2 separate regions of the Homo sapiens genome follow, and region 2 is linked to region 1. Evidence: chromatin loops called from intact Hi-C (ENCODE). Cell type or tissue: Calu3. All regions are shown on one strand. Links, peaks and the distances in the headings refer to the core of each region. The heading gives the core; the rest is flanking DNA.

What was found. Peaks named below come from ENCODE experiments on the same cell type or tissue, not always from the same donor. Only the 100,000 strongest peaks of a DNase experiment are listed, where the experiment ranks them.
Region 2: it touches region 1 in a loop (3-fold over the local background); 2 of 110 quality-filtered maps call a loop at or near these places.

Annotation. Positions count from the first base shown.
Region 1 is chr6:1,102,311-1,118,973 of GRCh38, forward strand. No RefSeq gene overlaps it. Among named protein-coding and RNA genes, the nearest start is that of LINC01622, 9.3 kb to the left of the region's middle. RefSeq lists an enhancer at 1,779-2,354. In Calu3, for the core only: no CTCF peak of the experiment used is centred there; DNase peaks (open chromatin) are centred at 8,031, 8,791 and 9,271.
Region 2 is chr6:1,173,343-1,190,005 of GRCh38, forward strand. It overlaps LOC124901532 (small nucleolar RNA U13), which reads left to right and starts at 13,176; the gene lies at 13,176-13,278. In Calu3, for the core only: no CTCF peak of the experiment used is centred there; a DNase peak (open chromatin) is centred at 10,089.

The DNA.
Region 1 (16,663 bases), core at 4,041-12,040:
GAGCAAGGCAGAGCCAGGAAGAAATGGGGACAGGAGTTCCTATTTAAATATATAAAGAATCCTTTCCTAGGTAGAGAAAAGTCATCTAGCAATGTGACTGATCACCTCTCCGTTTATCTGTTTGATCAACTGGAATTTCTATACAGAAGGTTTATACAAAGAAGCCACAAACAACCATTGTCACAATGACCCCTACATAATTCCTTGTGTAAATGCTCTGGAAATGCACCCAGAAGTCTGGAGAAGGTCCAATCAAACTGGGTGGCAGGAAGAAGCAAGCTCTGTTCTCAGATCTTCAACAGAATCACCTGGACCCTGGGGTTGCCACCACGCTAAGCCAAGGAGGCCTCTGAATGCACGGGAGTGCAGGGTCTGAAGGGAGTTGTTAAAAGGTGTTTCTTGATCCAGGACCATGTAAAGACCCAGGAGAAATAGGTATCCCAAAGAGAACAGCGTATAAGATTCACAAACCAATGACAAACACGCTGGGTTCGCTGCTGGTCTCCACAGTTGGTTGGTTCTGTAGGGCTCAGCTGCCTCTTTCTCTCTACTTCTGGTTTCAGAAAACACGAGAGAGAAGCCGAGTGCTCATGGAGTTTCCTCAAAGACTCAGCAAAAACTAGGCTTTGTGTTCTGAGATCAGGAAGTAACAGTGAGAGTCCAAAATTTTCTTCCCTGACAATGTCTCCTACTCAAGCAGGGCCTGGAAGTCACCCCCTAGAATCAAAGCCTTGACATATGCAAGCTCATAGTTTATTGCTTCTTCTCCCATCTGCCCGTTGACAGATAAATCCCAGAGGGAATAAAAACACATTGCCCTCAGCAGATTATTCTTCACTGAAGAATACCAGTCTTTTAACACTCCGCTACAGAAATAGCTTTCTGCCGGCTGATGGCTTGTTGCGCTGCACTAAGAGAGCCCGCACACCTCGAAGCTTCGTCAAGCAAAGCCTATGATTTCACAGACCCAGAAATGTTTTCTTTCTCTAAGCCAATAACATATGCTTGGGTTTATGCCAACTCTACCAGAGGCGCACAGATACAATGAGGCATGAAGTTCAGAATAATAGAAAGTAGAGAGTTGGAAAGCACAGGAGAACCCATCTAGACCAACCTGTTTTGTTGAAAAAGGAGCTCCCTGACCCAGAGAGGTTAAGGGTTTGCTGTGAGACGGTGCCCCTGGTTAAAGGCAGCATGAGATGCTGTCCTCTGATCCCCAGCTTCCTAGGGCTCTTGCCTCTAGGTCACACTGCCTTGAGGCCAGGAGCTGATATTGATTGAACAGATGTGAAAACAGAAGAAAAAAAAATTGTGGTGACTGCCCTCTGACAATTTTCCACTTTCTTTGGACCAATTTTCTTTGCCATTATCTGGAAAAAAAAAAAATGTCCAGAAGAGCATTTTAAATTCAGGAAGTGGTTCTGGAACTAGGAGAAGACACACCTTGATGACAGTAATATTGTCTAAGTGAGAAGGAACAAGCTCTTGAATGTTTCTAGAAAAACCAAATATGATAGGAGACCATAAAATTATACTTCGTCATATGGATTTCCAGTTTGAGAAAACTTAGTGGCTAAACAAAGGTGCCGCTTGAGAGATGCAGACAGAAATCAGCCTCTGCTTTAAGAACAAGTTGCTACGCTGAAGAATGAGAAGAGGAATGGGGCCCAGAGGCTGAAGGTCTGGACCAATCTCCCTTCCCAGATAAGCGCCTGGACCCTCGTTCCTCAGAAGCCACGTGTAATTACCAGCTCTTTTTGGCTACAGAGCACATGCCCAGGAGGCTTGGAGAAGCAGGAATTTAAAACATGCTAGTTTCAGAGCCAAGATTGGTGACAACACCATCAGTTACTGTTTGGGCTTCGGGAAGCCGTGGGCTGCAGCACTGGGTCTGGTGTCCTGGGCTGTGTGGGACCTCAGCAAGGTTGTTTCCTGAAATGAAAGCTCCTCTTCTGGGGGATGACACACCAGGACCACCTGCAGATGATGTTTATGAATCCCCCAGCAGGGGTGGATTGATCTTACAATGGGACTGTGTAATATAAACATTTCATTATTCTACAAAAGAATACACACAATACCACCTAAGGGTCTCTAAGAATAGGGTTGGAGAGTGACAATGAGAAAATGCCACTCAAAAAGAAATAGAGCCGCATTCCTTCTACACAACATTAATATTAACTTTACATACAGGGGAAAAAAATGGCATTTTACCTTAAGAGTTATTTGTAAACTCTCTCCACACCATGAGATAAAATCAGTGCAGAGCTCAGAGCTCTGAATTTCCTCATTTGGGGGCTAATAGACTTTAATGGGGGCTCTTCTTGGCATGCAAATGAACGTGTGTGTCTCTGAGTGCATGTGTCTGTGTGTGTACACACGTCCCTTTGAAGTTTATTTACTTGGTAGCACTAATTGTAAAAGGGCACACCCAGGGGAATTTAATGAGGCGACATGCTAGAATATAGACATTAGAAAGGGAATTAATATTTTCCTCATAATAGCAAGTAGGTGAAGTCAAGTATGAGGACAGAAGGAAAGAAAAAGGAAGGCAGGGAAAGAGGGAAGGAGAGGAGAGGAACAGGTTTTGATGATCGTAGATAAGAACCAATAAACACTGTTGCTTCACACTCCCGAGCATAACTTGGCAGAATTTATTTATTGGGAATCAATTGCTTTTAACCTAATACAATCTATTCAGTGCTTATTAGACCTAAAAAAAAAATCGTTTGCTAGAGATGCAATTTGAAAACAACACTGACTTCTAAACCAAATGGATGTTTTCTAAACCAAATGAGGTTTATGTTAATTGAGAGCTGAGTATATTCTAGAAACAGCAGGAAAGCAGACGACAAGCCCTTTGGTTTTGTCTGGACACCTTCCGGAGAGGTGCCTCTAGCAGGTGGGGGTGTGGATTCCAGTGAACTGAAATTACTGTATATTTGGGTATAAACAAACTCCATGTGGCATTGGGACTTATGACCACTGGGACTGCCTGTGGGAACATGCACAAGCTCAGATACTACAACCTGCGTTCCTGAGGTAGCCATAACATAACTACTTTAGGTGATTACACATCTACAAATGAAAATAAACTGTGAACAAGGCCTCATTCACACTGCATCAAAGCCTCCAGAACGTCCTTCAGAACAGAAACAGCAAGGCGAGGAAAGCCTCCAACATTGGGAAATCTCTCTACACAGACCTGTCCTTGCCTGCATCTTCTGCCAATGACCTCACACCTAGATCGTGATGGTCTTAGCCCTAGTCCATTAGCAGAAGGGAAGGATGGCTGGCAAAGAATGCTGCACAGAGAGGAGTTCCGTGTGAAATCATTGGCTCCAGGGGCTCAATCCCTGGTTGCCTGACCTTGAATTGTTCTCTTAACCTCTCTGACCTTCCATATTTTCATCTCTTAATAGTAATAGTTGCCCAGCCCATGCCAGCAAAGAAGGCATGAGGCAAACAAGGTAATTGTGTAGGCATGCTTTCTGAAATGCAAAATCCTGCAATACATTGTCATCGTAGTCTTTGGTTCTTTGAAGTCATCGTTATCTTTGGAAAAGGGAAAATTGAGACCTGTGGTTCATCAATTCAAACCTAGGGTTTCATGCACTCCTTGACATTCTGTTCCACTCAAGGTGGAAGATGAATTCTCACTCTGATGAAGAACTAAGCCATGGGGTCTTTGCCTGCAGAGAGAAGCTACCAGTGCCACAGACACAGGCCTCCACGGCGGTTCTCCCTGCAAAAGGCCACCGTTTGTGTCATCTTGATCATGGCCAGGGCAACATCTTCTTTGGCAAATAGTCTAGGAAGTGAGCCACGGGATTCATTCTGCATTCAAGTCACTGAAATTCCAGCTGAAATAAATGTTCAGCTGGAACATTTTTTTTGGAACATTTTTGTGGAAGAAAACAGTATCCCTCGTTTCTTATGTATCTGTTTAGTAAGAGTTTAAATAGCTGCTGACTCATACCAATTAATCACACTTGAAAAAAAAACCTAATCATTTTAACAAACAAAACTCAGACCTGTATTTAATTGCCATAAAATGGAATGAAACTAAACCAGGTGGATTTAAACAAATGTATGCCTAGAGCACCTATAACGGCCAGGACCCTCTGCTAAGTGGTTCTAAGAACACAGACGTGAAGAAGATACAGTCCCTAAAACACAATGCCAAAAATTTGGATTTGGATGAAAGCAACCAGCATAAGATTCAAACTCTTAGTTTGCCTAAAATCCTAATGTCTTTGAGCCGACAGATATCCTGAGGTTCTTTTCTAAGTCATTTGTTGGCAGATCTCTTCTGTAGTAATCGTACTTAGACCACCGTGCTTCCATGGGCCTCTGTGATCGGACTTAGGTAATCTTACGTTTCTTAGGAACTTGTTCACCTTTGAAATCACTTGAAACAGGAAATTCTCTGCTGTAGCTGCACCAGATGCCCAAGGTTCAGATTAAGCTAATTTCCCTTCTCAACCCTAAGGGGATGTTTTGAAGCTCACCATTCATACCTTCGGAAGATGATTTTCCTAGTCTGTTTGGGCTGTTGTTTATAAGCATTTGTGGCTTATAAACAACAGAAATGTATTGTTCACTGTCCTGCAACTCTAGAGCCTGGGAAGTCCAAGATCAAGGTATCTGCAGATATGGTGTCTGGTGAGGTTCCCTGCTTCATAGATGGCAGCTTCTAGTGGCGTCCTCGTGTGGCAGGAGGGGCCAGGGGTCTCTCTAGGGCTCTTTTATGAGGGCACTAATCCCATCCATGAGGGCTCCACCCCTATGACCTCCTCACCTCCTGAAGGTCCCATCTCCTAATACCATCGCCCTGGAAGTGAGAATTTCAACTTATGAATTTTGAAGAGACACAAACATTCAGACAGTAGCAATGACTGAATAATTACCCGCCACGTTTCCTCATTCATTCATTTATTCATCAAAATTGCTCTCAGTGCTGCTTCTCTGCACCAGGGGCTGTGGCCCAGAGGCTCTGGGCACATGAGAGTAGGGGAGACCTGATCCTTCCCCTTCAGAAGTCAGTAATGATAGCAAAGGAAAGTAAACACGCAGATACCTGCAGAGGGGGCAGCATTGGAGAAGAGGGAGCCACCGCCCATCCCCTAGGCTGCTGGGGGATGGGGATGGATGACAAGGAAGGCTTCTCATTTTAGAGGAGCCCAGAAGAATAAGCATCCTGTGCTCGTTCCTGCATCCTTTCTGATTGGCCTGTTCTTCACCCCGAATCTCAATTTCCTCCTCCCATTCTCCACTTGATGCAAGGTTCAGTGTGCTGAACCTTGCTGACTCTGCCACACTCGCCTGCTAACCATCCTGTAGACACCTGCATCCTCTGCTCCCAGTATGTCCCATGGGCCAGCACAGGCCCCATCTCATCTTCCTCAGCAGGATTTCCAGCCATGTTGCCAGTTGTGGGAAACCCTAATGAATTGGGAGGTGGGTTGGAGGTGAGGGCTCCCTCCTTCTCACCTGGTGGCTGGATCAGGATGAAGGGCATTTACCGGAGCACAATGCTGGCAGTCCCTTGGTGTTTCATTGTGGGGTGGCATCTCGTGCACAGCTTGCCCTCCTCCCCATTCCTCACATTGCCGTCTCCTGCTTCAATCCAGCAGGCTGCTTAGATGGGTCCTGGCAGCTCAGGGAGATATTTGCTCTGCTCCTCCTTTCCTTTGGGGTGGTTTTCTTCAACTCGCCTCTCCTGTTGAAGTTCTAGGGCCTGGGGCCTGAGACTCTTGTGGGGCCAAGGCAGTCCACAGCCTGTTTGTGTTCCCCACCTTCGAGCCTCCCTCTCTAGAGAAAGAGGCCAATGGCACTGTGTGGTCCAGTCTACCTACCTGGAGATGACCGTGTTCCATGTGTGAACTGACACGGCGCTTTGGTCGGCATCTTTGCCTCAGGAAACTGGGAGGATGCCACGTGGCTGGTGAACACCCTGGAGATCAGGCGTCTGGATCTGGCTGAGCAACACAGCTGTGGCACAGCAGAGCTGTCAGGGTCTCCGCCTCCTCTGCACCCAACACCTTCAACATCTATCCCCAAATCTCACTGTGTTCCTTCCTGCTTTGGGGTGTGATTTTGTGATTTTGATAGACCATCAGCTCCCCGAGGACAGGAATCATGTCACCTAGAGATTTGTGACCTTCATCACACTCAGCTCAGCATAGAGCCTTGGGAGGTGCTCTGGGAAAGCATTTGCTGGTGGGCTGGCCATCCTCACCAGCCTGGTGGGGACCCGAAGGCCACACCTGACCTGACACCCACTGCTCTATGCTTCTGTGACACATGCCAATTTGTGCAATCTCATCTCGTGACCAAGCGCAGCTCAAATACATGCACCAAAGCAGGGACTTGCACACTTGTTTTACTATGATCCACGGTGAGAAATACGTTGACATGACCTCCCATCACTCACATATGTAACGGAAACAAGGGCATCGTAGATGAACCTTATGCTATGGGATGTGCATTTTCTGTTTTTTTGTTTTGTGTTCTAGTCTACTCTGATCTTTCTGTTCTAATCTGTCTAGTCCGTCTTTCCTATTTTATTTCTTAAATGCCAGCAGTGTATTCGCTAAATTGATGCCACAACCCACCAATGATTGCAAAACTTTGTTCTGCAAAGTTTCCTGACATCTTGGAGCTCTGTGGGGGAAATCCTGGGTTGCAAAAACAAATAAGGGTGCAGTCCTAGCCCCCAGGAAGCTCACTTGGGAGTCAGGTGGGGGTGGGGAAGCAATCACATTAAAAATCATAACATATTTTCTCATTAGCATTTTCAAAATTAATACGCATTATGCAAGCAATGTGTCTTTTATTCCTAGAAAAGCTGTTACTAAATCAATGGTGTGTGTTACCATGAACAGTATCTCAGAAATGAGGACACGCAGTGTGGTGCCGTGCTCTAAGGATGGCAGTCTTCATCTAACTAGCTTGCCTAGGGCTCCCACTCTGAATGCCCCAGGTGGGCCACTCAGCTCATCTCAGGACAAGTCACCTGTGCCTCCCAGATGGCTAGAGGGTGACTCCCTCTACCAATCACCATTTACAGGAATCTTCAAGGAGAACTTCAATTTGGACTCCTGCCAAGTGAGCACTACCAAAGACCTTGATGCCAATATTACTCCACCAGGCCAAGGTGAACAAACTTTTACTGGAAAGGTCCAGACAACAAATACTTAGACTCTGCAGGTCATATGGTCTGAATCACAAATGCTGAATTCTGTTCTTGGGGCACGAATACACAAAGAACGAGTGTGGCTGTGTTCCCATAAAACTTCATCTGTGGACATTGAAACTGGAATTTCATATCATTTTCACATGTCATAAAATATTTATTCTTCTTTTGATTTTCTTTTCAATATTTAAGAATGTAAAAACCATGCTTAGCTCACAGGCCATACAAAAACAGGCTGGAGCTGGATTTGGCTTCAGGAACCGTAGCCTACTTAGCTCTGTTCCAAGCCAATCAGACCTTCCAGGATGGAAAATATTTCATATCCACCAGGAGCTGAGATGTGCCACCTTCAGCCGCATTAGACTCTGGAACACAGACAAACAGAAGAAGCCATCCGGTAGTTTTCTCTTGATGTATATACCACAGAAAAGTCATGTGGTGAATACAGTGTTGATGAAGAGGTTTTCGCCTGGGGCAAAACCATCTTAAAACTACTATAGTTTTCTAAAAGAGAAGGAGAAGTTACAGATGGAAGGGCTGGCACTAGTGCTTGTGGGCACAACTCCTTTCGGGATAAAAGAAATAAATCCACCTTTTAAAGCAATCAGGCAGGCTCAGCCCATCATGTGGATTTTTAATATTGCGTGTCTTTCCAGGATAAACTGTCACCTTGTTTCACATTGTATTAATCCAGTCTTAGCTATGATGGAAAATGTTCATAAGCCAGGGGGCAGCAAGTGCAATGAAGTGTTTCATTAGCCAGATGGGTCCTGATTAACCTCCAATGTCCAATGAGCAGCTGCACAGACCAGGCTCATTACTGTGTGGCTGGTGTACCAGAGTGTGGCGCTGGCCAGGCACGGTGGCTAACAACTAAAATCCCAGCACTTTAGGAGGCCAAGGTGGGAGGATCACTTGAGGCCAGGAGTTCAAGACCAGCCTGGGCAACATAGTGAGATCTTGTCACTACAAAAAAATTTTTTTTAAATTTAAACTTGGCCAGGCATGGTGGTGCATGCCTGTAGTTCCAGCTACTTGGGAGGCTGAAGTGGGAGGGTCGTTTGAGCCCAGGAGTTTCAGGTTGTAGTGAGCCATGATCATGCCACTGCACTCCAGCCTGGCTGACAAAGTGTCTAAAAAAAATGTGGTGCTAAGTACTTGGGCAGACCTAGGTGATGTTCTCCACCCTCGTACTGGGACCTACATCTGTACCATTTCTTAAGGCGTTAAAGAGTGCAGGACGCAACCAGACAACTTGGTCAGCCCTCCATCACACCTGCTCTCTGTTCTTTTATTTACCACATTCATACATGCTCATTTTTAAAAGTCAATCCAGAAATGTCCATGCTAAATAAACAAAAGACGCTGCCCTGCCCCTTCCTCAACCAATTTCATTCCCCTCCCTCACAAAAAATTACTGCGGGCAGCTTGGCATGCCCTGTGTAAACACACACCCACACGCACAGACACCATGTATGTGTCTGTGCCATTGTCATGTGTTTTGAGCTGTTTCCCAGCACTCTGTGTGGTGACCTAATGAGGCTCTCCATCCTCGTCGGCGCACATGGAACCCCCTCGTTCTCACTGAACAGCCTCAGGCTCCTTCACACGCTGCGTCTTCTTTACAGCCTGCCAGTTAAACCCAATGTTTTTACCTTGGAAAATGTCACGGGCTGTTCTCCAGAAGCAGCAGTGAGCTGGTTCATTGACGTTTGGTGACTTGTTCAGTTGTGCTCCTCACATTCCATTACTGCCACACCTACAGACACGTTGGTGTTTCACAAAAAGGCAAATTCCAAAAGGCGACTGGGAGGAGCTTGCTAGCCGAGGCTCTTCTGCAGAGTGTTTTTTGGTCTTAATGCTTCTGAAATGCATTTTAAAATAAGCCAAACTGGTCATGTGGCACCTGTGATATTATCTAGAAAAGTGTGACTTGAGGGAATTTCTCCAGAATCAAAGATGTCTGAACGTGTCTGCATGAACAGAACCCAGGACGCTCCTTACTAAGCAGGCTCTGCAGAACAAACGCAAGCCAGGAGGAAAAGAGGAAAACGTAGGTTGGTGACATGGTTTGGAATGGGGAAGTTCGTGTGTGTGTGTGTGTGTGTGTGTGTGTGTGTATAATTTCGTTGAGGTATAATTCATATACCACAGAATTTCCTTTTAAATATACAACTGGCTCATTTGCAGTAAGTTTTTAGAGTTGTGCACCAGCATCACAAGCTCATTTCACAACATTTCCATCACCCCAAAAGAAGCCTCCTGCCATGAGCAGACACTGCCCACTCCCACTCCGAGCACAACCACCACCACCCATCTACTTTCTTCTGTACATATTTGCCTTTTCTGGAAATTACATAACGTGGAATCGTGCAATATGTGGTATTTTGAAGCTGGTTTCTTTCACTTAGCATCATATATGTTAACTATTTTTTTTTTTTTTTTGAGACAGAATCTCACTTTGTTGCCTAGGCTGGAGTGCAGTGGTGCCATCATAGCTCACTGTGGCCTCAATCTCCCAACCTCAAGCCATCCTTCTACCTCATTCTCTCAAGTAGCTGGGACTACAGACAAGTGCCACCATGCCTGGCTGATTTATTCTTATTATGATCATTAATTATTTGTTTATTTTTAGTAGAGACAAGGTCTTGCTGTGTTGCGCAGGCTGGGCTCGAACTCCTGAGTTCAAGCGATCCTCCCACCTCAGCCTCCCAAAGTGCTGGGATTACAGGCGTGAGCCACGGCACCCAACAGCACTTCATTCCTTTCTGTGGCTGAGCATTCTTCCATTGTGTAGATATAGCATATTTTGTTGATCCAGTTGCTGGTTGATGGACATTTGGGTTGTTTCCATGCTTTCGTTATTACAAATAATATTGCTATGCACCTTTGTGTACAGGTCTTTGTGTAGACATATGTGTCACATATTTTCATTTCTCTTGTGTAGATAGATACTTAAGAGTGGAATTGCTGGGTCATATGGTAAATCTATGTTTAACATTTTAAGAAACTGCCAAACTGCTTTCTAAATTGGCTCCACCATTGAAAGTATGTAAATTTGCTACTAGCTTACAAAATACTTAATTGAGGCATAATTGACAAACACAGAGTTGGACATATTTAATGTGCGCAATTTGATGAGTTTGGAGATACACATGCAGCCATGAAGCCATCACTGCAGTAAATGCCGTAAATATATCCATCACCTCCACAAGCTTCCTCTTGCCCTATTCACTGATTTTGATAAGAATACTTGGCATCTACACTCTTGGGAAGTAGTTAAGTATATAAGGCAGGATTGTTACTATAGGCGCCATGCTGTACCCTAGATCTCCAGCACTTACTCATCCTGCAGAACTGACACTTTGAACCTTTTGACCAATACCTCCCCCTCTCCTCCTGTCCCCAGCACCTGGTTACCATGATTCTACTGTCTGCTTCTATGAGTTATACCTGACACTAAGACTCTTAGGAAAAAAAAAAAAAAAAAGACAGAGAAAAAGCTTCCTGACTTTGGCCTTGGCAATAATTTTCTAAGTATGACCACGAAAGCACAGGCAACAAAAGCAAAGATAGGCAAATTGGATTTCATCAAACTATAAAGGCTCTGTACAGCAAAGGAAACAACCAACGAAAGGAAAATGCAACCTACAGAATGGGAGAAGATATTTGAAAATCATATATTTGATAGAAGATTAATATTCATAGTATCTGAGGAACTTTTACAACTCAATAGCAGAAAAACAAAATAACCAGATTGAAAACCGGGCAAAGAAATGGAATACGCATTTCTCCAAAGAAGACATACAAATGGCCAGCATGTATATGAAACAGTTGATATCACACTCATCATCAGGGAAATACAAATCAGAACTCAGAACCATGATGAAATTTATTTCACATCCCTTAGAGTGACTATTTCATATGTGTGCGTGTGTTTATGTGGGTGCGTATATATAGGTGTGTGTGTATATATATATATACACATAGATACATATATATAAGTAAAAAAATGTTGGCGAAGATGTGGAGAAATTGGAACTCTTGTACACTGTTGGTAGGAATGGAAAATGGTACAAGCATTATGGAAAACAGCATGGAGTTTCCTCAAAAAATTAAAAATAGAACTGCCATGTGACCCAGCAATCCCACTACTGGGTATATATGCAAAGGAATTGAAATCAGCATGTTGAAGAGATACCTTCTCTCCTGTGTTTATCGCAGCGTTATTCACAACAGCCAAGATATGGAATCATGTCTTTTGATGGATGAATGGATAAAGAAAATGTAGTATTTAAATATAATGGAATATTATCTAGTTTTAAAAAAAGAAGAAGAATCTGCCATTTGTGACAACACCAATGATCCTAGAAGACATTATGCTAAGTGAAATAGGGCAGACACAGAAGAACAAATACTACAGGTTCTCGCTTATATGAAAAAGACATTTGCTTTTCAAAAAAGATCTTGAGATTGTTATTTAATAGCCCAAGAGTAACTTAAGATTAATCATTGCAACTTGGCCCCGTTCTGGGGAAAAGGCATTTATTTGAAGTTATTGTGTAGATAACCAATGTCATTTGATGGTTTTGAGTGATTTATAATCCTGGGGATTTCCGTTCTCCTCTGATTTGAAACAACAAGCATATTCAGGAGACTTTGCCCCATTCTGACTGTTTCTATCACAGCTATGGTGCCTGGGTATTCTACCTTTCCAACACCAGCCTCTCGCTGCGTGTGTGAGAGAAAGAGATCAAAGCAGGAACAACAAAATCCAGATGCAAATTTACTACATAAATAAATGCTTTAATAGTCTGAAAATGTTTGTGACCTTTTATTTTTTAAAACATCTGCTCCTGCATTAGTCATGCTCTCTTCCAGTAATAATTAGCGAGTGTATTTATATATATCACTCAGGGCGAGTTCTTGTGATTTTTATGTGTCTAGTAGGGCTTTCCATCACAGCCCAGGAAGAAGGCCCCTTGAGAAGTTCTCCCTCTGGTCCACCAGCACCCCTTTCTCCTTTCCCAAACTCTCCCTTTCACCTGGCTCCTCCCAACCCTATGAACAGCTGAATCGCGTTTTCCTGCCACCCTCCTGAACACTGTCTTTCTGAGAGTGTTTTGAGAGTCTCTGATCACTCTCTTACTCTACTTTTTTGTTTAAAAAGCTACTTCTACTCTATCACTGAATGAACAAGGCTGTTGGTTTGCCTCCAGCAACCAGCAACCGTTTACGCTTCCTACACCCTAACCCTAACACTAACCCTAACCCTAACCCTAACCTTGAGCTGGGTGCAGGGGGCTTCTTTTCCTCTCTGTCTCTGGACATCTCTGGTGTACTTTTTCAGAAAGTCTTTTCTGACTCAGAGTAAAGTGATGTGGCCAGACACCAAGACCCAATCCGACCAGGACTTTCATCTTTCATAGGCCTCAAAGTAATGGAAAAGAGCTGTTTAAACTCAGGAGATTTCCTCCTGGCGTGAAAGTCGGTGACATGTTCCTTCCTTTTTCTTCCTCTCTTGCCCCCAGCTGCAGTAATGTCCTTCCTTTCCCACCTCCACCAGTGTCTTCTTCCTTGTTCCCACCCCTACAGTTCCTGGTATGGAGTAAAAACGGTAATATTCCTGCTGGGCAGACATCCTGTGTGCAATCCCAACCACAGCTCACAAGGTGAGTTCTCTGAGGGAGCGAGGCAGGTATATCAGAAAGGGATTTATAGATAACTTAGATGAATCCCTTTTATCCCTGGGAGCAAAAAGAGCTGCCTAGGGCTGTGAGAAGTGATGGCTTCACTGTCTCTCTAACAAGTTCCCCCAGCATCAAGAGTCATTTTCTAATTCCCCTCTTTCAGTGTGGTTGGCCCTGTGGTGACTACCTGTCGTGGCTTAGAACTCTAAGGCATAGTTCCTTAAATATTTGATGCCTCTCATCTGCTGGAGGAGAGGTACTAGAATTAGCCCCGCCCTTGAGGTCATCCAGTTCTTTTGTTCTCCCAGTATTGGTATAGTGTATGTAAATTTCTTTACTCTTGGAATAGGCCGATTTCAAAAGGAAGTCTCTAGTTGGCAAAGTGGCATATTTCTAGTGAATTTGGACTTTTCCTTGTGTCTCACAAGATATCCACCCTTCAGAAGTGGGATCCCTGGACTTTTAACCTAGCTATCCTATTTGCAGGTTGGCCCCATCACCCCAAGCATCTCCTTCTCTGTATCCCCATCGGAAATATCATATCTTTCCCAAAAGGGATGGAGAAGAACATCTTTTCTTGTGGAAATATGTCTCCCTCCTTGAATCTTTTTCCTGCCACACCCCATCAATGCCCCACAGCTGAGATGCAAATGTTAACTAGTCCTAGGCCCCAGCCACGTAGGAAGTGAACTCTCTAGGTTTAACCTCTCCTCCCATACCAATGGGTAGCATCAGATCTAGTCCAGTGAAGAGGAGGGTAGGTCCTTCAAACCAAGGTCTTTTCCAATATCTCTTAGTTTATGTTTTGGCTGAAACCCAACTAAATTTAAACTAAAACATCAACATCAAAAGATATTACGTTGCTTAGCCATGTCGCAAGCTCAACTTTAAAAAGAAGAATGTCTTTCTGTCAAACAGAGTGGTTTTGAGTCATTGTGGTCCAAACCCATGAAAAGACAAATCTCTCCATTATGATGGCAGCCACTCTATTCATGGAGTCCAGAGATCCCCAGTATTGCACAGAGGCACAAATGAGCATCTCCCTGCTTCACCCAGAGCCTGGGAACATGAAGGATCAGCCCTTGATCAGATGATTTTAAGCTGCTGCTTCTTTTCATTAGGAGATGCTGGTTTGGAGACAAGTATGCTCTCATCCTGGACTCGCCAGCCTGGACCACAGTCTAGTCATGGGCTGCTGCTTGGACCAATCAGGGTGCCAAGTCCCAGGCGGGGGCTGGGAGAGGAAGGTGCTGGGCATCAGTGTGGTGTCTGTACCAACAAGGAGGAAGGAGAAAGTAAAGATGAAGACAATACCAAGAGGCAATAGTGTGCAGAGAGGAAAGCGTCCTGAGTCTGGCCACCATTTGTAGAAGTGACACATGAAAGTCAGACATTCCATAGTCAGAATCTTTCCACATTTGATAAAAGAGTGTGAATATGTTAGTCCATCATCCAAATGATTTATAGTATGTAATGCCAGCCCTCACTTATATGAAGGAATTCAACCAATGAGCTCAGACTCATACAAAGAGCAATGTGTGAACTCTAGTCATTGCTAGAGTACTCAGCTGAACCTCAAAACTTGAGTATTAGTCCCCTTGGAATCTCATGTTAAAACTGAATCCCCATTGTAGTGATATTAAGTGGGTAAAAATCCAACTATATCTGGTATTTGAGAGGTGAGACTTTTGGGAGGTAATCAGGATTAGATAAGATCATGAGGGTGAGGCGTTAGTGGTTTAAAAGAGAAAAAAGAGAGACCGGAGCTGGCATGCTCAGCCCCCTATGAGGTAATGCCCTGTGCCACCTAGGGATGGTGCAGTGAGTCCCCACCACAAGAAGACCCTCACCAGATGCAGCTTCTTGACCTTGGACTTTCCAGCCTCCAGAACTGTAAGATATAAATTCTTTTTTAAAATTAATTACCCAGTCTCAGGTGTTCAGTTATAGCAAGAGAAAAAGGACTAAGACCTCCTCTCTCCAGAAAAATTTACATCCAAGCACACATTTTTACAAGCAATTTTGAGTGACTTCACAGATCATAAAGCCATATGAAGAACTCTATCTTAGAATCATGCTGCACAACCTTTTTAGAAAATAATCCACATTTGGGAAATGTAAAAATCTCATATGCTCTTAATGTTAATTGCAAAACAGACCAAATAGTGTAGCTTAAAAAAAAAAAGAGCAAAGTGGTGAGATGGAGACAAAGCTTTTCCTAACTAAGAGGCCCACTTTCAATTCTTGGAAATGACTGCCCTACAGATGCATGGAATAGCAGGCAGGGGAAAGGCTAAGCCCCAGCAATAGGAGTAATTAATATCACATAGCATTTGTGGGTTATTTCATTCTTGACATATGATCAGCTTTGATTCTTTCACAGTCCATAAGAGAGGTAGTATACATTTCATATTTAACTTGCCATGGTCACATGGCTAATAGATTTGAACCTGTGTCTTCTGTCTTTCAATCTTATGTTCAGCCTACTTTTTTTCTCCTGGTATACCTTATCTTGTTGAATCTATCAAAGTTTGCGATACCAAAGTGAACAAAGTTCACATACAGCTAGAAGTTCATTCTGTCTCTGGAAAGAGACCTAGTAGGATGAGGAAGTTTGAGTGGTCCAATTGTCAATAAAATATGAGTCTATCAACTTTTTCCAAAAGAGCACTTTAAATCATTTTGTCATTTTCTACAAACAAAATAAGAAATGTTGATTATAGAAACTGTAACAATTGTAATTGTTACAATAATCAATTATTAATAGAACTGGAATTTTAAATGAGAGTATGAAATAGTCATTTCCCCACTTTGGAACCTGGTGCATCTCTGTTGGAACATTGGGCCACTACCCTTTTCCAATCCAAGGACATGGCACTACATAGAGTGAGGGGCTACGTCCAAGCCAGGAGAGAAGGCAAAACGGGTGCAGGGAGGGAAGGCAGCGAGCGACTGCCTCTAAGCAAGGAAGTGGAGAGAATGGCCATGCTGTTGCTCCGAGATCCCAGAATCCTGCTATTATTACCAACCTATCAATTGGCTTTTCTGAATATCTGAGTCCAAGTAGATATTTTTAGATTTCTACTCTCTTGCTGTTTCAGTGATAAAATCATGAAAAAAACAACAGAGTAGAAACTCAAAAGTGCATTTTTTTTTTGTTACAGAGTGGGTTTTCGAATGGACAGGATGTTCTACACTGCTTACCCTGCAGTGTGACCTTTGCCTTCTTGACATCTCTCTCTGCAGCTGAGTAGAGGAAAGATAACTAAATAAACCTCCCACCTGCCCCTGTCATTCATCCAGATAAAAAAAGCATAATGAAAGGTTTTTGTTTTATTCTGAGGATATGGAGGGCACAATTTTTCCCTTGATAACATCAGACTTGAACAACTGCTTTCTCTTCCCAGTTTCACAGCCACTAAAATTCCCGCATCTAGAATTGTGTTGTTGACCTCTTGTGCAAAAGGATGCTTCAGAGGGCATGGGGGACATTTTACACATAACCTACTGCTAATGAGCAGGGCTTTGTGCCAGACAAGTAGCTATTGCAGTTATTACATTGTATTAGTTAGGTAAAATGCAATAATAATGCTGTAACATGATCTCCCACATAAGACACAGTTTTTTCTCTTAATGCTGTGGCTTGAATGTGTCCCCCAAAGTTCATCTGTGGGAAATTTGATCCCCCGTATGGCCGTGTTGGGAGGTAAGATCTAATTGGAGATGTTTGTGTCAAGGGGGCACTGTTCTCATGCATGGATTGACGCCATTATCA
Region 2 (16,663 bases), core at 5,633-13,632, 73 kb after region 1:
TGTGAACAGTGCTGCAATAAACATACATGCACATGTATCTTTACAGTAGAATGATTTATAGTCCTTTGGGTATATACCCAGTAATGGGATTGCTGAGTCAAATGGTATTTCTGGTTCTAGATCCTTGAGGAATTGCCATACTGTCTTCCACAATGGTTGAACTAATTTACACTCCCACCAACAGGGTAAAAGTGTTCCTATTTCTCCACATCCTCTCCAGCACTAGTTGTTTCCTGACTTTTTAATAATTGCCACTCTAACTGGCATGAGATTGTATCTCATTGTGGTTTTGATTTGCATTTCTCTAATGAGCCGTGATGATGAGCTTTTTTTCATATGTTTGTTGGCTGCATAACAGCCAACTTTTGAGAAGTGTCTGTTCATGTCATTTGCCCACTTTTTGATGGGGTTGTTTTTTTTTTCTTGTAAGTTTGTTTTAGTTCCTTGTAGATTCTGGATATTAGCACTTTGTCAGATGGATAGATTGCAAAAAAATTCTCCCATTCTGTGATTGCCTGTTCACTCTGATGATAGTTTCTTTTGCTGTGCAGAAGCTCTTTAGTTTAATTAGACAAAAACAAGCAATAGGGAAAGGATTACCTATTTAATAAATGGTGTTGGGAAAACTGGCTAGCCATATGCAGAAAACTGAAACTGGACTCCTTCTTTACATCTTATACAAAAATTAACTCAAGATGGATTAAAGGCTTAATATATAACCTAAAACCATAAAAACCCTAGAAGAAAACCTAGGCAATACCATTCAGGACATAGGCATGGGCAAAGACTTCATGAATAAAACACCAAAGCAATGGCAACAAAAGCCGAAATTGACAAATGGGATCTAATTAAACTGAAGAGCAGTTTGATTTTTAGTAAGGCTTTCCGTGAAAATAGCGGAGAGATGAGAAACTGCTCTATCTGACGTGAACTGCATTATTGCATTAGGTCAAGAGGACTTGCTTTAACATCATGAGAGGCTCCTGGGAAGTCAGAAACTATTAAAAACAGTGTGGCAAGGTCTGTAATACATGTATTTTTTGAGAAGTCTACCCACATCTTTCATCAGATTTTCAAAAGGGTTCATGTCCTTAGAAAGTTTCAGAATGGTCCTGTTACATCAACCAACTCAAGACCTTCATTTGAACCGTTTTGTTGACATTAACATCTCAACAAAAAAGTTAAAATGGCCTTAATTTACACTATTATATATGATTTGGCAACTCATCTTAATTACAGAATTGTTTTAAGATATTCAACTTTACTACATTCAAGAAATTCCTATAGAACTAGATTTAATACAGTCACACACAGCATAACAATGTTTTGGTAAACCACAGACCACATTTAGGATGGTGGCCCTATAAGATTAAAATACCTTTTCTATGTTGAGATACACAAATGCCACTGTGTTACAATTGCCTACAGTATTCAGTACAGTAACATGCTGTACAGCTTTGTAGCCTGGGAACAATAGGCTCTACCATTGAGTCTAGGCATGTAATAGACTCTACTTCCTAGGTTTGTGTAAGTTCACTCAATGATGTTCCCACAATGATGAAATCACCTAACGACACATATCTCAGGTGTATCCCTATCATTAAGTGATGCATGACCATATTTATGTCTAATATTAATATCTCTTTAGGAAAATATCTCTTTAATTTTATTTAATTCTTTTGAAAGTAAATGGATACTTGTCAAGTTTAAAAAGACTTTAAACAATGGATTCTGTTTAAAAGTTATAAACTTTTAAAATTCCAGTAATTTTATTTAGCTATTAATTTACTTACCAAATCCTTTCTTTTGCTGATAGCTCAGGTTGAATCAGTTCAACTTCTATCTAAATTACCTCATAGGCCAACTACAAGACTCAAAATCAATTGACTTATATTACATAAACGCAGATAGTTAACAAGACACTCACGTACCAAACCAGAAAATGGCTTATGTTGAGACTAGTTAACATCAGCATTGGATAATCTCATCATCCACAAAATGATAAGGGAAAAAGATGCATTATAAAGATTAGACAGAAAACATTGTTAGCGGAGCGCAGGAACTGGATTAGAGGTAGACTTACTGCCGCCCGAACACATCCAGGTTCTTAGCAAATGAATATGGCTGACACTAATATCAACCTGCTAGTTTTGATCTGAGCCATGACCCATATTTCAAGACATATATATTGGAATATTTCTCAACGCAAGCAAACCTCTTCCTTAATTCTTACTTCTCATCCTCACCCCTTTGAGTTAAGTGCCTCACAAAGTGGTACTAACAGTGCACTTGTAATGCTGTTTTGTGATCATCTGCTATTTGTTTCTAATCCTGGACTGCATGCCCCTTTTTTGCAGGATTCACATCTTTTTATCTGCAGTCTCTGGCACATGTTAGCTTCTAAATAAATGTCACTGGCTAAATGAAAGAGGGGCCCTTTATAAATCCACAAACAAATAAGTACCCAAGTGTAGGAAACAACACACGTTTGAATCTTATTTCATCTTTCTCTTGCAAGTTTTGATTCAAGAGAGGAACTCTGTGCAGTCTGATTTTTAGTAGGGCTTTCCATGAAAACAACGGAGAGACAGGGCTACTTGGCTAAGATTTCAGTGCTCTCCCGGTGGAGCTTGCTAGAGATCAGACGCATCACTTACCCACTTTCAATGGGGCAGCGTGCTTGGGGAGAAATGGATCTGCAGCTACAAGCCTGCATTGCACAAGCCTGTGGGTTCCTGCTGCCTATATCAACAGGAGGCCTTTGCCCAGCAAATGGTTTGGTATACTTTTCATCTTCCTTGACAATTAAAGCTCCAATGTGGCATGTTTGTGTTTCAGGTGAAAGGTTTAAGGCACTAAGGAAGAGTCACCCTTGTTGCCTCATCAACATTAATTAGCTGGCATGATTTCCAAATAGCCTTTGATTAAAACCTTTGAGACAGTGACAGTCAAGAAAAACAAGGTCCAAGTCTGTGTTCATCGAACAAAACAAATGCAGTCCAGAACAATCATTTCTTGGCCTTCATGTCCCGAAAAGCAGACCCACAAAAGACAGGCCATCACTCAGGTTCATCTGAGAGCAACCTGCAAGCGGATCCAGGCTTAGGGCATAACAAGACGGCCCACAAGCCTCGACTATAGAGAGGTTCACAAGCACTTCTCAAGGAGCCTGTAGGAAGCTCTGTTATCCCCAGCAGATAACGCAGACAATACTAAAACATGGCCCACCATGGCAAGACCAAGTCTCAGATCTCTCCTCCTGGGTTGTATGTGCTGGCCAAGGGCCTCCAAGTCCCAACGGGAACGTTCTATCTACACCCGCAGCCTCCTGGCCCTTCCCTCCCTTCAGCTGCTGCAGCCCACATACACCTCACTCACCTCGTACACATTGTACGCCTCATCACTTCTCTCCTCTCTCAGCTTGGTGAGATCAAAGGCTGCGGCTGATGTGGATAAATTACACTCTAATGTGAAAGACATTCAGTCATGCTATTGCTTTACCTCAGGCATCAGAGTTGGGCAATAAAGAAAAGGCTTGTGCCTGGGTAGAAAAGGACTCCAGGCATCTTTCCAGTGCCCTTTGAATGGAGTCACTCCAGCTTCTCCTGGGAGCTGTTCTGAAGCCACTGGGTTCAGTCCAGTGCCCCTTGAGTGCCTCCTCTGTGCCAGGCACCGTGCTAGGTACAGAGGATGAAAAATGGGTAAGACACAGCCCGGGGGTCTAGTTGCAGGGTTACATGTGTGATTTTGCTCTGCTTCCTGGCGTGGGAGAGGTAGATGAAGGGAAATAGACCTTGGTTTCCCCCGACAAACCCAGCTCTCTTGCAAGGGAGACTGGTTACAGGAACCTCTGTTCCAGGCTCCACCTGCTCACTCACAGCCACAGCCCACCCAAATTCCACATCCGAGGGTTGCTCTTTCTGCCTCCATCCCCTCTCCAGAGCTCCTGGCTCCCTACAAGCCCAAGTCTCCCTCCTGCTCAGCCCCACACACATGAGAAATCCAGAATCTGTTTTCCCTAGGTTTGCTTCCAGCTCATATGTTCCCTGTCCCACGTCGTGAGAGCTTTTCTGCAGTCAGTCACAGGTAGCTTCCTTAATTGCATAGATTTCTGGTAGCAGATTTTCTTCCTCAATTTTGACCCACTCTGGTCTGTAAAACACTATGAACCTATTTATGTTTTCCTGAAATCACATTAACCAGAGATTTGAGGGCTGCCCTGCTTCCAAACATGTTAGATAATGTTAATTCAGGGTCTTAAATAATGCTGCAAATAATTCACTCGGTGCACAGTTTACTAGCAAATACACAAGATTTGGCTGAATGAAATTATGTTGACTGTTGGTGAGTGCGGAGTACTTTTTTTTGCAACAGTCTGAGGTTGAACTTCATTGGTTTGAAATTGTGAGTCACAGCCTGCATGCTTCTCATCCACAAATTGCTTCCCTCTAAGCAGTGATTCTCAGTTGAAAGTGATGGCACTCGGACCCTGGGCAGTGTCTGGAGACATTGGGGATGAGCACTGGATGTTCCTGGCACGTGGTGGTTGGGGGCCAGAGATGCCCCCAACCATCCTACAACATCCAGGTTAGGCCCCACAGTGGAGAATCACCCAGCCGAAACGTCAACAGGACCACAGTTGAGCAACCTGCTTTAAAGGAATCCACTGGATGCCTGCAGTGTTCTCACCACCCCAGGTTCACTCCGATTGTCCCACATGTCATCCTTCCATGTCACTCAGGTGAGCTCAATAGGAGGTCCTTCAGGAATTCTCCATGAGAAAACCATTCTGGCTTCCAGTGCTGCTACAGCTGGGGTCTGGATGGCTTTCAATATTCTCTTCTACAGGAGCATGTCTTTGCATGGTGCCAGGGAAGCCAGAGATAGCTAGCAGATTCCCCTGAGCCTCATTCACATTAGAAGCCCTTGCTGTTGTCAGAAGGGAACCTAAAAGAGAGTTGGATATTTAACTTTTTAAATTTGTTTGCTCAGTTCAGATACATAGGTGGGATGGTTCTATATTATGATACACGCTTGGCTCCATGTTGTCTGGATAATGATCACTACCATGCTGGACAAGCTATGTATGGTGTAAATGGACACTTTCTGGAGAGCACCCGTCACATCTCACCCTCAGAGCCTCCTGGTCAGGGTCTCCTGAGGTATAAGTCACCATAGTTACTTTGGAGACCTTGCTATCCTGGCCACAGTGAACTAGACCAAATATTGGTGTCTGGCCCAAGTATGATCCAGAAGAGAGCCTGGAATAAGAGCTCCACTCAATGTGAGTGCTTAATACAGATGACAGACTGGCAGGAACCACCACATGCTCTGGGTTGCAGTGTTTGTGCTACCTGTAGAGGCAGACAGTTGCGAAACACAGCAAAGGCAGCGGACAGAACCCATGAACCTCAGAGGATATCAGCAAGCAGAAGCACACTGCAGAAAGAACACCAACTTGGATGTGTTCCCGTGAATCCCAGCTACCCAGAGCCATCATGGGCTCATGGGTAGGTGTTCAGTTAATCTGTGTTTAGAGAATGATTTAAGAATAGGGAGATGTCTGGCAGCAGTAGCAGGAGATTAAGAAGGAAAGACATCAGGGAGCTCTTGACCATGATGTTGGAGCTCAGTGTAGAAAGTGTCACCCACTGCTGAGTGGATGACAAGATCACCTGATCCCTAGATGTCTCATGTCCTATATAGCATGCCTCCCTGCCTGAGGCCAAGCCAGGCCACTCTTGGGGCTGCTTCCTGCTCTCTTTCTTACCTGTGTAATTTCAAAATAAAATGACAGTAACTTAGATACTCTGAAATGTCTCTTAAAACCCCCAAAAAGGGCTGGGAGTGGTGGCTCATGCCTGTAATCCCAGTACTTTGGGAGGCCGAGGTGGGTGGATCACAAGGTCAGAAGTTCAAGACCAGCCTGGCCAAGATGGTGAAACCCTGTCTCTACTGAAAATACAAAAATTAGCTGGGCACGGTGGCAGGCACCTGTAATCCCAGCTACTCGGGAGGCTGAGGCAGGAGAATTGCTCGAACCTGGGCAGCAGAAGTTGCAGTGAGCTGAGATCGCACCACTGCACTCCAACCTGGGCAATAGCTCTGTCTCAAAAAAAAAAAAAGTCCACAAGACTTTGTCAAGATGGAAATGAAGTAGAGACCTTGAACCTGGAGGGGTTTTTAAGCGAATGGAGGACCAGTGGACCTAAGATGTGTACCTGCCCCTGGGGTTAATCCTTCTAGTTCATAACTTGGATTAATAATGGGACAAAATCTCTTACTAGGACTAAAAGCAAGAAAGAATATTTTTAGATGCTTTGTTCCCTCCCCTGCTCCAGCCACACTGTGCCTCTTGCCAGATAAAATACAAGCATTTCTGTACCTTCTCCTGCATGACATAAACAAGACCTAGGATTTGATGAGTTCTGTCTTAGATGAGACTTGGGACAGGCCACAGCTCTGCCCAGCCTCATCCTGAGTAAGTCAACGTTAACTTGATCCACCCTGTAATCAAAGCATGATTTATTCTGGAACCCTGAACCCACAGCAAAACATTAGATAACAACTAGCCTATTAATAAGAGATGAAAGTGTTATTTTTAGATTAGGTTAACCTGGAAAAAGGTTGACTCAATTCTGGCTTACTGAGACGACCAAGCTGTGTACATTAACGGATCATCTATTTATGTACTTAGCAGTGCTCAAATTAACAGGCACGTATCCACTCTCGTAACGCTGTGGTTTTCTGAAATGGGCGCAGGTGTTCCATGTAGGTAAGAGTCACCTCTGTGAACACACGCATTTCTCTTTCCTGTTAGAAAATACCTGAAATCTCTTCCGAATGCTGTGCAGACTCCAGCCTGTACGGGTATTACAAACTGAACCCCCACTGCCCTCCGACTGGCTGCACACTGAGTTAGCATCTGCTCGCCCTTCTGCCCCATGTTCTTTGAGGGTGAGGAGGTGGTAAACACGGGCATGACACAGTGTAAGCATGACTGCTGCCGCCGGCTCTTACTGTAAGGTTTTTAGTTAAGAATTCATTTCTCAATTCCCCGTGGAGCTAACTTACAAAAGAATGAGGAAGAATAATGAGAGCATTTTGTCAGGAAAAAAAAAAAAACTTTTTTTAAAAAAAAACAATAGCCTGCTAATGATGTAGATGAGATCGTGTCCATTTTACAGACAAAGAAATTGAAACCAGAAGGCTCATCATCGCAAAGCAATTTTCCATTGATTCTAGAATGAAAATCTAGTTTTTAAAATTTTAATTTCAGTACTATGGCCTCTGTAATATGTATTTCATTACCTGACTAGGAAAAATGAGACCAAAGAAAAGAAACGGAACTTCTAACTCAAACTTATTAAACCAGAACTTCCATTTCTGGCTCTGATGGAGTGACGTGCATCAATCCGACCGTCCTGCACTACATCCTAACTACAAAAGCTGCACAAAATAAAAAACACGTTGTTGAAAGACAACAGAGAATAACCAAGTCAGCCAGTACTGGAGGGGCAACGATGCCAGAGAAAAAGCCCCCAACAGGTGAGTCCAATGTCATTCCTTGCTTCTCCCCTTCAAGCATCTGCTATTTCCCAAGCAACACTAACACAAAGGCAGAGACTCAGTGTTCAGGAGGCTTCACTCCAAAACCTGGAATCCGGGACTACTGAGGCTTCAGAACTAGAGAAGCAAAGAATTTGGAGAAAAAGAAACCGCAAATAAGTGAATACACAGATTGAAAAACATAAGCCACAGTGATAAGGTCTAATGTACAGGTCATTAGAATTCTAGGAAAAGGGGCTGGGGAATAAAGGGACACAAACAATATTTACAGAGGCACTGGCCAGAAATGTTCCCAAAATGCTAAAGACATTAATCTGCAGATTTAAGAAGCTCTACAAGATTAAAGCAGAATAAATTCAGAAGGCAAAAAATAAGCATTGAGATACATCACAGTGACATCTTGCTGAAAACCTCATGGGCACACATGCTGAAAATAAAAAACACAGGAGAATCTTCAAAACAGCCGAGGGTGAGGGCTGGAGGCAGCCAGAGAGAAGCACACATCATACTCAAAGGAGTAACAATTATGCTGATAGCTGATCTTCCAGAAGAAACAGTAGAATCCAGAAGACAATGGGATGGTGTCTTTAAAATGCTGAAAATAATTGCCAAATTCTTTTTTTTTTTTTTTTTTTTTAATGAGACAGTGTCTTGCTCTGCCACCCAGGCTGGAGTGCAGTGGCACAATCTTGGTTCACTGCAAACTCCGCCTCCCAGGTTCAAGCGATTCTCCTGCCTCAGCTTCCCAAGTAGCTGGAATTACAGGTGTGCACCACCATGCCCAGCTAATTTTTGTATTTTTTAGTAGAGACGTGTTTTTGCCGTGTTGGCCAGGCCCATCACTCCCAGTCCAGTGGTACGTTCTTGGGCAAAATATTTAACCTTTTTCAGGCTTCTTTTCCTCATTTTTTCCTTTTTTTGTGTGTGAGACAGGGCGTTGCTCTGTTTCCCAGGCTGGAGTGCAGTGGTGCAATCACAGCTCATTGCAGCCTCGACCTCCTGGGTTTAAGTGATCCTCCAGCTTCAGCCTCCAAAGTAGCAGGAACTATAAGTGTGTGCCACACACGTGGCTAAATTGTTTAAAAAAATTTTTTGTGGAGATGGAGTCACTGTATTTTTTCCCATCTTTTAGATGAGAATACTGGTACCTATCACAAAGACGGTGAAGATTCATTGAGATAATGAATACATGCCCAGTACAGTGCATGACTCATAGTTGACACTGAAAATAGTAGGTATTATTTTTATTATATAGTCACTCCAGGTAGTAGGAAAATACTGAATGACAAAGCATTCAGTGGGAAATAATAACAGATAAGTCCACTGTCACTCAGAATGATGAGGAATATGGCTGAGTACTAACAAAAGCAATATGTTATTTACACAGGCTGATTTCCCTGTTTTGCAGGCTGTGAAATTTGGTTGCTTTAGAGATAGGGTGGTTATTAGACATCAGTGAAAATAAGCACACTGTGAGAATTTATAGGGAAATACATTTAATTAAGTGCCATCTGAGCCACCCACACTGTGAACAAGGATTCTGGCAACAAAGGGTTATTGTTGCCAAGTTCCTGCCAAATGTTATTTTCCTAAGTTAGTGTGTTGGTGGTGGTGGCGGTGTTTTTTCTGGCCAAAGCCTGAACAAAGAATTCCAGATGGCAACATGGAGTGGGAAAGCCTCATCACCGTAGACCAAAATTCTCCCAAAGTCCAAAGAAGATTGGGAAATCCTTTTAAAATATTTCCTTTGGATGGAGGAAGGGAGTGGGTACCACAGGAAATGTAAAGTAGGAAATAACGGCGATTTAACTTAACTTTAGGGTAAATTCTTTGAGGATATTAATTCATTTCTTAAAACTTAGAATGTGCTTCCCCCACCCCCAAGGAGGAACACCAATGCAAGGCCTGGGCAAAGCACAAGGTTCTCACTAAGCGCTAGTTGAACTGAGCAAAACTGACCCCCAGAGCACAGAGTAAGTATGACAGAAATGACATCGACAATGACCAGCTCATTAAGCTCTTCTGCAGGTTTCAGTCTCTGCACTGAGCACTTCACGCGTATCATCAGATCCTGCAACAACCCCATGACAACCTTATTTCTTCCTTGATTCTTAGCTATAGAAATTCAGTCTCAGAGAGGTTAGAGACTTTCCTTCATCACAGAGCCAGTCAGTCACAGAGCTGGGATCAACCCCAGATCTGTCTCACTTTCAAGGTCATTTTCTACCACCGCACTGAGAAACCTGAGTAAAGTCCCAAAACTCCACCTTCACATCAATAGGTCACTAAAACAATCAATGTGTAAGATTAAGCTTGGCCAACAGAGGAATTCTGACCAATGTGAAACTACCGGTCGAGAAACTCAGGAAGATACCTACTGTGTTGGGAAATCACAGGACATTCTGTGTAACAAAGTTCAGTGTTACGGGGTAAAAACTAAAACACCCAACAAGCCAGTGAGGGTCACTTGTATAACTGAGGCTCCACGTTTCCACTGGAGGAGCCGAGTGTGCAGGGGTGTGGTGCAGCGCCTCACACAGCCTTACGCAGGAATGTAGTTGGCACACCCTTCTTTCTCCCTAGCCAGCAGAAAAAAATGCAGATACGCAGATTGAAAGTATAAATGTAAAAATTGCTTAATTCATTGTTAAATATTCTTATAGCTATCAGATGTAATGACAAAGACAGACAATGCCAGAAGTCATGTTTTCACAACTCTTTAGAAAAGAAAATAAGACAGTAAAGATCTGGAAAGCACGTAATTACAGGCTGCAAGTGCAATTTTGTTGCATGAGAGTGACCTGCCTCCACCCCCAGTCTCCACCATCCTTTGGACTTATCCTTTATAAGCTGAAGACTGCTATATCACTCCCAAAGTCTCTACTGAGCTGCTAAACCATACATCCAATTAGCTTTCAGATGGCTCCAGTTACATGTCACAAACAGTTCAAATTCAATATATCAAAAGTATCCAAAATTTAGCTCATAATCTTGTAGTCCAAATACGTTCTTTCTTTAATATCCACTATTCCAGTGAATAGCCCAGGTATTCTTACAACCATTCATGCTGGAGACCCAAGGGTCACCTCGGACTTGGACTCCTCTCTATCTTCTTCCCTCTACAACTGAGTTCTCTCAGGTTTGCCTTGCATATTTCCTGATTTCATCTTTCTCCATTTCTCCCTTTCTCTCTCCCTCTCTCTCTCCACCCAGCAGTGGTGCCTTTAGTTCATCATTGTTTCTCATCTGAATTAAACCAAGTACACCAAGTCCCTCAGTTATTCTTTCTCTAGTCTTGTTCCAACATAATCCATTTTCCACTCTAATCTGGTCCTTTCACCTCACTGACTCTAGACACTTCTGTATAAAGTCCAAAAGTCTTCACATGCCATATAAGATCCTTCATGATCTGTTACCTGCCCACCCTCTCCATTTTTGACCCTTGTCCTTCCTACCCTGTGCCTCCACAATCTAGTCAAAGCAAACTCCGTACTTTATCTCAAATGGCCTTCACGCTCATCTTTGTGCTTATCCTCCCATATCTGTCACACTCTTTCCCTGCTAACCCCTCCACACTCCTATATAAGGTAAGGTCAATGCTAGAAAATGTGGACTTGGCCCCCATCTCCTTCCTCTCGTGGCACCCTGTGCTCACCTCTGCCCCTCTGTCGTGGTACTTACCATATTGGGTTGTGATCATCTTCAAAGCTAGCATCCCAAAAGACAGACATGGATTACTCATCTTTGTATCTATCACCTAGTAGAGTCCATGCAATAATAGGTGGTCAATAAAAGTTTGTGGAATGAATTAATCTAGAAAAGAAGAAAGGAAAGCAAAAAGGGACACCATACATCGGGGAGAGTTTGTTTATAGGCACATTTAACAGTTGTGAGACACAGATGATCTATTATGTTAACAATTGTGAGAGACAGATGATCTGTTATGTTTTCAGAGTTTGGGACTTCAACAGGGAACTAAGAGGAATAAAAGGAAGCCTGATCTCAACGATTTAAATAACATAAAGATCATAACTGAAATATTTAATTGCCTAAAGGGACAAATGGATTCATCAGCTGAAGGGTAAACTAATCCGTAAATATCCCAGGTCTAACAGTGTCTGGCATAAAGCCTTGGTGAAAATGGGCACACCCTGCACTGCACTCTGGTGATAACCCTTAACAAAAAGTGACACCAGCCTGCTGGAGCTTTCCTCCATGCACAACAACTTCAGCCAGGGAGAAGCAGTGGTAAAAATAATAATCATGAAAGATAAATACATAATGGATAAATGGATGGATGAAAAGATAGGCAGTGGATGGATAGATAAGATAGAATAAATAGATGATTGGTAAGTAGATGATGGATAGATGATAGATGAAATTGAATAGATACATGATTGATAGATGATGGACAGATAAATGATGGATAAATGATAGATAATAGATGATAGATACAGAGATCAAATAGAATAAATAGATGATTGATAAATAGACGATGTATAGATAAATGATAGGTGATAGACAGATGATAGATAATAGATGAAATAGATAGGCAATACATAGATGATAGAAAGACAGATGGATAGACAGACAGACAGACAGACAGACAGACAGACAGACAGACAGACAGACAGGCTGGCCATAGCTGTTTTGCTGGTGAAGCTGCAGTGGCAGAACACTGTTGCAAAAATAAATGCAGGCAAAAAATGTGGACATTTGGAAGGTGGAAGCCAATGGACTGTCAGTGGGATCTGCTAAAAAGAAATTTATGGTCTGATCCCACAGATGGTGATATCTGTGGAGGACCAGCCACCTTGTGCAAAAGCTGGGAAGAATGAGAGGAGAAACTAGACAAGAACTAAACAAGTGAAGAGAACAACAGAAGATGGTAAAGAAGAGGATCTAAGGCAATAGCTGCTAAGGTGTTGACCATTAGCAAAACCAGTGCAGAGGGAGAAGATACATTGACACTGAAATTAGAGAAGAGAATGCATTAGTCCCAAAGATACAGAAGCTGAAACAGCCCAATACTCAGGACTTGCACTTCTGGCCATGATGGAGTAACATGGATCAGATTCACCCTCTTACCTTAAAAAACAACAACAAATGGAAATAATTTTAAATAATTTCAGACACTGGAAAAGAGGCAGCAGAGGACAGAGATTCCTGAGAAAAGGGGGAACAAGCAAGGTGAGCCCTGAGATGCCCCGGCTTACCAGGTGGACAGCGTTTTCAGTTAAGTGATGGTGCAAAAAGATGGAATCTAAACAAAGCCTACTGGTTTATGGACACAAGTGAGAATTCAGGGAGACACTCTGGCTAACCCCGTAGAGGAGAGTAATGGAGGAAAGAGAGCTTCACAGGGAAGAGAGCTGCACAGAGAGACCTGCACAGAAGGAGAGTCTGGAGATGGAAAGGGGGTTCCTCTACTCTTCAGCTGAGTACTGGTCAGGGTGTGGATGTGAAGAAGCTGCACCCATCAGGAGTGAGTGGGTGGAATCATCCCTGAGCTAGGGGCAAGGAACTTTGATGTCCCCATAGCAGAGTGGAGAAATCTTGTAATACATGGTCGTGCCCTCAAAAGGAAAAAAGTACCCCTAGACCAGGTTCTTTTGTGGTTCATAAGTGTGATGATTGGGTTTTTTGCTCATGTGTGAGATGTGCCTCCCTCAAACCTCGTTATGATGTCGGCACATCACCCATCTGACTTGGAAAAAAAAAAATCCCTGCACCAAAGGCTGTTCTGGTTCCATCTAACCATGCTTGAAAGCAAACTTCAAAAAGATTAACTGTTTCCAAGCAACTTAAGTATGTCCCAGAACAGACCAAGAATACTTAAAAGAATACAGAAATATCTGACATCCAACAAGATAAAAATTACATCTGGCCATCCACTCAAAAATTACCAGACATGCAAAGTAGCAAGGGAACATAATGGACAATGAGCGGGAGGGAAACTGATCAACATAAACAGACCCAGAAATAACATAGATGCAGGAGTTAGTAGACAAGGACATCAAAACAGTTATAACTACATTCCATATGTTCAAGAAGGTGGAGAAAAATGTGAGCATATTAAAGATATAAAAAGATATTTTAAGAGAGCCTTAAAGTTGGGAGAGGAGCACCTCAAAGCTTGAGGTATCTCTGATATGTAAAAAGAAAGCAGCAACATCCACTTTCCTTATCTGGTGTGATCATACCAGGCACTTTCCAAACAAGTAGACTTTTGAGAATGAAAGGGGTGCTGTTAATAATGAGCTTGGGACCATCAGCATAAACAGAGACTGCCCCGGGTTGACTGTGACATATGATGGGGCCAACATTTCCTCCCAAAGCTTAGCAATATTTAACAGTGTGTAGGACATGAACATCAACAACAGCTGACATTATGGTTTCAGTCCTTAAAGGGATGGCCTCAGCCTCTGGGAACTCTCAGCCATGCCTACTAATGCACACCACATATCTCTCCAAAATAAGTTTGTCATTTGCAGTCCTCTCCATTTGTCCCGTGGCTGACTTTGACCTCTCTCTACTGTGTTGTGCCTGACTCTTTCACTGAGAGCCTCAGGCTCAGATTTCACAATCCTTGTCCCAATCAAACTTAGCTGACTCTAGTCTCAACCCCACAGGACCATGCTGCCTACCACTCAACAGGAGCTAAAATGAAAAAGTTGTGAAGGACTTAATGAGTTACTGCTCCTTGGTAGGGAACTTATAGTAAAGCTACTGCTAGCCTCCTGGCTTTGCACGACAGCCCACCAGTTACACCAAACCAAAGTTTGCCTAAGTATTGGCAAATCCCCTGTCAAGTGGTATCTGTAAATACTCTGAATTATTTGTCCAAGTGAGTCAAAATTATTCAGGGTGCCAAAGAGAAAGACGATCTCTTGCAAGGTAAGCAACAAGTCTCGCGAAATCTTCAAGTCCCGATCCAGTGGGGAGAAATTTCCGTCCAATGACAGAGTGAAAAGACACTGGGTGTGTTGGGGACTGGAGTGCCTCCCTTTATTTCCACAAGCCTCTGCTCCTGTGAATAATGCAATGATCACAGATACTGACTTCATGTTATGACCTGATTGAAACCCAGACCCAAACCTGTCCTGGAGCATGTGATAAACCAGATGAGCCTGGAGTTCAGTTGTCACCACCTTCTCAAACACAGGCATCTTAATTAAAAAATTATAAGCTATACTTTTGCCAAGGATTCAGATGAAACATCAAAAGGGTAGAAAAGGGTGTCTTTCTTTCAGTTAAAGGACAGGCCCAAGATTGGGGGATAAGAGTGGAAAATCAGGTAGGTGAGAATCCAGAGACAGACCAAAACTGAAGCTCATCCCTAGTGAGGGGACCTTTCCCATTTTGGAGACAGATTGTGCTGTACTGATGACCATGTGCATAAACAAGCCTCTTCTCTCCACTCTTCAACCTTGTCTTTAAAAACAGGCCTGTCCCAGCATGTGGGGAAAACATACAAAGCATGTTGAACTCAGATATGAATCTGAATGCTGTGGAAAACAGCCAAAAAAGTGGCATCTTCTCCACCACTGACGATCCTTTGCATCCCTCTCCTCCTTGCAGGTAAATGAGAGCTGGAACTCAGCCTTGGCTCACAGCAGAAAACAATTCTAACCCAGGGCGCATCCACATTCGTGGGGAAATGTTCAAGTGCTTGATCATAGATGCAGGAAAAAAAAGTCTGATTTGTTGGCATCAGACCTAGTCTTTAGATGGGAAAACTAATAAACATCAACCTTGAAGACAAGAGACAAACATTTCTTCTCCAGAAATATACTGACAGTGACCTTATAGTCTTCAAACATTTGGGCCTTTAAAATAAACAGACTTTTGTAAAATATCTAATTAACAGCTAAAAGTTGTAAGTGAAGGCTGGAATATTGAGAAGATAAATAATTGGATTTCATTTATCTTCAATGCTCTAAATTTTTGCTTCTTCCACCTTTGCCTATAGGATGAACACATCCTGAGAATGCAGGCCCAGGCAGAACCAGGGACAACACAACTAGCAGACGAAGTTGAATAATGACTCTCACCCAGACCTCCCTTCACTTTGGTGCCCAGAATTTGGTCTTGTAAAAGATTCAGACATCCATGCTTCTCTAATTAGAATAGGCTTTACTTCTATAGATAAGCACAGGTAAACCAGGAGATTAGAATCTATACAATATACCTAGAACATCTTTTTAGAGCAAGTTTCACTTGAAGATTTAGGGGAAGGGGTGTTAAGAAATGTTCTTTCACTTTAAGAGCAAGTCCAGTGTTTTTAATATTGAAGTATGGATGACTTACAGGACTATGCCTAATTTGCAGGAAATTTGAATATAAAACACAAGACTTTTTGGTATTTTACTTTATGATGGGCTTTTGGGGTCCTCATCTGTAATCTTTCTGCAATACCAGCACAACCTTTCCATTTCAGTCGAGAAGTCTGGTCCACGATGTCCTAGGTAGACCGTGAAGCTCTGAAGAACATGTGCCTTGCACTTGCTCCTGGTTCAATTTGTCCATTGCTCATCATAAATCTCAGAGACACCGGAGAGAACCAAGCATCACCAACAGTGACTGATATGGTTTGGCTGTGTCCCCACCCAAATCTCATCTTGAATTGTAATCCCCATAATCCCCCCGAGTCGTGGGAGAGACCTGCTGGGAGGTAATTGAATCATGGGGGTGGTTTCCCCTATGCTGTTCTCGTGATAGTGACAGAGTTCTCACAAGACCTGATGGTTTTATAAGCGTCTGGCATTTCCCCTGCTGGCACTCTTTCTCTCCTGCTGCTCTGTGAAGAGGTGCCTCCTATCATGATTGTAAGTTTCCTGAGGCCTCTCTACTCAGGCATAACTGTGTCAATTAACCTCTTTTCTTTATAAATTACCAGACTTGGGTATTTCTTCATAGCAGCATGAGAACATATGAATACAATGACCAGTTATGGATGAGAAGTGCCCAACTGCACAATCTTATCGATTTCATACCACCAGGTCTCACAGAAATGGTACGGAGATGTCTCAAGCAAGATCAAATCAGAAAAATCATGACTCCATGAGGAGCCAGGCACAGTGACTCCCACCTG